Linked DNA regions of Homo sapiens: region 1 is linked to region 2. Evidence: chromatin loops called from intact Hi-C (ENCODE). Cell type or tissue: HepG2. All regions are shown on one strand. Links, peaks and the distances in the headings refer to the core of each region. The heading gives the core; the rest is flanking DNA.

The links. A loop is a pair of places that touch in the nucleus more often than their neighbours do. Peaks named below come from ENCODE experiments on the same cell type or tissue, not always from the same donor. Only the 100,000 strongest peaks of a DNase experiment are listed, where the experiment ranks them.
Region 1: a loop joins it to region 2, with 12 times the contacts of the local background. A loop is called at or near these places in 3 of 110 quality-filtered maps.

Annotation. Positions count from the first base shown.
Region 1 is chr2:139,945,341-139,948,154 of GRCh38, reverse strand. No RefSeq gene overlaps it. Among named protein-coding and RNA genes, the nearest start is that of LINC01853, 170 kb to the left of the region's middle. In HepG2, for the core only: a CTCF peak has its summit at 1,253 (motif pointing right); no DNase peak of the experiment used is centred there.
Region 2 is chr2:138,921,616-138,924,429 of GRCh38, reverse strand. All of the region lies in intron 2 of LOC105373640 (a long non-coding RNA gene), which reads right to left. Among named protein-coding and RNA genes, the nearest start is that of NXPH2, 140 kb to the right of the region's middle. In HepG2, for the core only: a CTCF peak has its summit at 1,271 (motif pointing left); a DNase peak (open chromatin) is centred at 1,269.

The DNA of each region.
Region 1 (2,814 bases), core at 174-2,673, 1.0 Mb before region 2:
TCCTTTTTTCCCTCTCTCCCTCCCTCCCTTCCTTCCTTCCTTCTTTCCTTCCTTCCTTCCTTCCTTCCTTCCTTCCTTCCTTCCTTCCTTCCTTCTTCCCTTCTTGCTTTCTTTCCTTTCCTTTTTCTTTCTTTCAGTGATCATAGCTCACTGCAGTCTTCAATTCCTGGGATCAAAAGATCCTCCCCCTTCACCCTCCTGAGTAGCTGCGACTACAGGTGCACCACCACACCTTGCTAATATTTAAGTATTTTTGTAGAGGTGGGGGTCTCACTGCTGCCTCAGCTTGTCTTGAAGTTCTGGCTTCAAGTGATCCTCCTGCTTCAGCTTCCCAAAGTGCTTGGATTCCATATCTCTTTCTTAATGATAATACCATATGCTGTACTCAGCATACATGTCTGTAGATACATGATTTGAATGCTAACATGTCTCTGTTGAAAAGTAGATAAATTTTATAAACTTTCATGCAGGATAAAAGCCCGGCATTAGTTCTGTTGAATGCCTACCTTATTTTTACATTATCCAAGAAAACTGGTCAAAATATATTTGACCAATATATTCCTAAATATTAGCTTATACCAATAGGAAATTAATGGACTTCTGTCTATAAAGTGGCCCTTAACAATTGAACTAAGCATTAAGGAGTATTTTAATAAAAAAAGACACCGACATAGTTCCATTAGGTTATGGAGAGGAATGATGGAACAAATTTTTGTGACAAATTATTCCATTGTTTATGCCTTATATCTTATCACAAACATGAGATTGCTTTATTTTACAAATATATATTATGTAACATTAGATTTGCAGTTCCACGTATTTTCTAAAAATCACCATCATCATTGTCATCATTTTTTAATACTTGAAGTAACCTTAATTTGCATAAATTTCTATGCATAGCAGTAGTCATCACTATAACCTTCTTTTGTGCTAATGAAGCTCTAGGCTTTAGGAAGCATGTAGGAAGTTCCTAAGGAAACACACTTGGGATCAACATTTGTGGAAGAGAGAGGATGAAACCAGGATTGAGAAGAGGGAGAAACAGAGCCATGGTGTAGCTCCCAAAAGACCTTAGCTGACATCCTAAGGAACTCTGGAGCTTGAAGTGGACTTCAGAGTTGTCCTGAGTTAGGGAAAGGGGGCTTTACTTCTATACCTCAAATTGACCAATGACTAGATGTTACTTGTCCCAAAGAATTTTTCATCTTGAGTGTGGTAGGTAGGCAATCCCTAGGGAGGGCTGACAGCAGAGGGCAGTCTTCCAGCAGCATTTCTAGCAGTTACGGATATAAATCCTTCATTTCTGATAAGAGGTGTTGATGGCACATGACAGCATCCTCCTCATAATCAACAATAATGATTCCACATATTGGGATGCTTCCGACATCTGTCAGTTATAGGGCCTGGACTTGAGGAAGCCCTCTCCTGATGCTAAACATGAGACTATCCAGTGAATCATTAACATATGGGATGATGAAATTAGGACTATTTAAATAAGAAATACAAATAACCAACTTCTTTGGAAAATGATGTTCTTAGTTTATTTTACAAAGATGCACGTGTGAACGTGTTTTATCAGATTAATTTGTTGGCATATTGAAAAGGCTGAGAGTAGGCATTTAAAGGAAGAGGAACAAAAAACGTAAATGTCAGTGGAAGATAGGTTATCACCAGCTTCATTTTATAAAAGCAGCAAGTTTGAACTGAAATGCAATGTTTTCTTAATCAGTCCCATCATTTAACTGCTAAGAAAAAAGAAGCACCAATATCTCACTGCCTGCCCATAATAGGTAGAATAATGGCTCTCCAAATATGTCCATGCCCTAACCCTCAGAATTTCTGAGTGTGTTACTGTAAATAGCAAAAGGACTTTGCAAGTATGGTTAAGGTTACAGACCCTGAGACAGGAAGATTTTTCTAAATTATCCCGATAGGCCCAATTAAATCATAAGAACCCTCAAAAGCAGAGAACTTACTCCAGCTAATCAGAGACGTGAGATGAAAGAAAAGATTTGAAGAGTGGAGGTACTCTTCCCATGGTTGCTGGCCTTGAAGATGAAGAAAAGAGTGACAAGCCAAAGAATGCAGATGTCTCTAGAAGCTAGGGACAGACTTGGCTTGTAGACAGTAAAGAAGTGAACTGAATTCTTCCAACAACCCAAACTTAACAAAGATAAAAATTTTGCTTAAAATTCTTTTCTCCAAAAAGAAACAGCCCTGCTGATTCCTTGATTTTAGCCCAGTGAGATCCATGTTGGATTTCTCACCCACAGATAACTAAGAAAATAGATTTGTTGCATTTAAGCTACTAAGTTCGTTGTTACTTGTTACGGCAACAATAGAAGGATAATACAGATTTCTTACGTTACATTTCTTTAAAACTGAAAATTTCTTGAGACAGTCCAGTGAGATGGAGAAAATTTAAGGTGGTGGGTTGGATGGATAGGAACAATAGGAGAAAATACAAAGAAGGAATATTAAAATAAGAAGGTACTGTTTAGGCTGGGCATGGGGGCTCACGCCTGTAATGCCAGCACTTTGAGGGGATGAGGTGGTCGGATCACTTGAGGTCAGGAATTTGAGACCAGCTGGCCAACATGCAAAGTACAAAAATGAGGTAGGCGTGGTGGCAGGTGCCTGTAATCCCAGCTACTCGGGAGGCTGAGGCAGGAGAATCACTTGAACCTGGGAGGTGGAGGTTGCAGTGAGCGGAGATTGTGCTACTGCACTCCAGCCTGGGTGACAGAGTGAGACTCTATCTCAAAAATAAATAAATAAATAAATAAATAAATAAACAAACAAATGAATAAATAA
Region 2 (2,814 bases), core at 228-2,727:
TTATGTTCCTGGTGCCCTCTAATATATAAAAGCACTCTCTGCTAAACACAAATCATTTACTACTTGTCAACTCTTCCCTTGACTATTTTAAGGGCCTAATGAAATGAAACTTATGCGTGAAGAAAAGAGATTCATAATACGGTTATTTCAAGAATACAGAAAACAGCCACACACCCCTCAGTGCTGATGCAGCACTCTACCTTGCCAGTCTCTTTCTGGGTTATATTAAAACAAATACGGTTCCAGGATTCTCTCTACGAGCAACCTAGAATACATAAAGAAAAAAGATACGGTGTTGCCACACCCTAAAGGCCCCAGTAACCTCTACACACCATGGTCCTTCTCAAAGTTTACACTTATCTTACTTAACTATGTTTTCTCCTGAGAAACCTGGAATGTTACAGAGCTGGAAACGACATCAACTAATCTATATACTTTATTTTATACTAGAAGGAACTGAATCCCAAAGTCATTAAATGAGTGGTTTTAGGTCACACACAGGTTTGATGATGAAAGAGGGTACTACCCAATTTTGCCATTATCACTGCAGTATAAAGGAGGGTATCTGTACATATGTATATCACCATCTTTAGGTCAGTAGATTACCCATTTCTTCTTATTCACATGAGAACAGCTTGTTAGAAAACCCTTAATTGTTGTATTTTCTTTTTCTTAATTCATGCTTCTGTAATCTCCTGAGACTGGTTTAGAGAGAATACAGAGCTTACAGACAAGTCTTAAGAGTGTGATTTCTTTAATGTTTACAGTCTTATAATGCAATGGGTATTAAACCGTAATTACCAGTATTTTTAGGTTGATAAAAAACACATTTTTGTTGAAATATTGTGAAATTTATGGAAAAATAGATTATTATTATATTCAAGGTTTTTAACACATTTTCCAGCTCTTACTTTTGGTCATTTTTTTATTTATTTTTATTTTTAAAATCTCTTAATCATCTACCTATTTTTTCATAACATTTACAATATTTCACCAAAGTATATTCCACTCAGTCTTAAATGAGAACCTGAAACTAAGTACAAGTTAAAAGAATGGCATGACTGTGTCATACTCATATGAAGAAGAAAGTGTAGATATATAGTCATTAGTTTGGGGACTGTGAAAAATATAAGTTTTATTAAGTATTGTTTTGTCTTTTCAAAAAACAATGTGTAATTCTCAGTCCGAAAAATTTCCACTGATGAAATATATATTCTGTAAAAGGTTAAAGTTAAGGATAATGTAAAGCATAAGAGTTTACTGCCATCTTGTGGAATGTTTGCTGTTACATTCTGAAATACCTTTTTCTCCTTTATTGTCAAGAATGTCATTTTTTTGTTACTATTAGTTACAAAATGATTTGAGAGGTCCCCAAGAACTAACCAGAACTAATACTTATCTATAAAACAAGACATGAGAGGACTCATATGCTTTGCATCACGGAGATTTTTGATTCATATAGCTTACTACCCCTTGTTTCCAGTCATTTGCTCATCTACTTTTCCTGTTGAGTGAATTTAGCATTTAATTTAATATATTTTACTTATCAAGGATTCAGAATGAGAGAAATACAATATTAGAGTGTTGACTGACACAGAAAAGAGCAAAGAACATATTCTGCTCTTGGACATTTAGTCCAGCCCAGGCATCCAGGACAATTGTCAATAAGGTAGGTCCTTACTAACAAAATTTGGTACTGGGATCAGCATTACCTGGGACATTTTAAGAACTGAAAAGACCTGGACCCCATTCCAGCCCTACTGAATCAAAACTTTCATTTTTTACAAGATCCCCAATTGATTCGCACGCACAGTAAAATTTGAATTGTACTAGCATTGACCACCATGTGTCATTCCATTTACACTTTTATTATAGCACAATATGCACACACACACACGCACACACACACACATACACACACCCCACAGTTGCTTGGAGATGTGGGAAAAGCCAAGCATCAAAACACTTGGATTCAAGTCCATGTTATTTAATTTGTGCATCTGAGTTTAAGCCCGAGAATTTAATTTTTGTGGACCTGAGATTTTTCATCTGTATCATAGAGAAAGGTGTTCCAAGGTGATTCTAATGTCCCTTCTCATTCTAAAATTCTTTGATTTACTATTTATGCATCAGTTGTTAATTTAGTTAAATATCCATGCATCATTTATTCATGCATCAGCAACTTTATTGTTTGTCTCAGTAATTCTGATTGCAGCCCAATGATTAAGTTTTAAATTCACAGCTGGCAAGCTGGTGGCCCAGCAGACATGTTTTGTCTACTAAGAAAAGTATTTAAAATTTTTGAAATTATTGCCGGGTGCGGTGGCTCACGCCTGTAATCCCAGCACTTTGGGAGGCCGAGGAGGGCAGATCACTGGATCAGGAGATCAAGACCATCCTGGCCAACGTGGTGAAACCCTGTCTCTACTAAAATTAAAAAAAAAAAAAAATTAGCCGGGCGGGGTGGCGCAGGCCTGTAGTCCCAGCTACTCGGAGGCTGAGACAGGGGAATCGCTTGAACCTGGGAGGCGGAGGTCGCAGTGAGCCGAGATTGCACCACTGCACTCCAGCCTGGTGACAGAGCAAGACTCCATCTCAAAAAAATTAAAAAATTGAAATTATTTACCAACATTTAAAAAAAATCATTATTTCACATCAATGCTATGGATTTTCTGCTTCTCTTCAAAAATCAAAACACCTGTCCAAGCTCACACTTCCACATGGAAACAATTACCTATGGCTGAACCCCATTTTGCCCCAGTCCCCACCCAGCCCTTTTCTTTACATTAATGCCTGATCCCTGTTGGCCTTGGG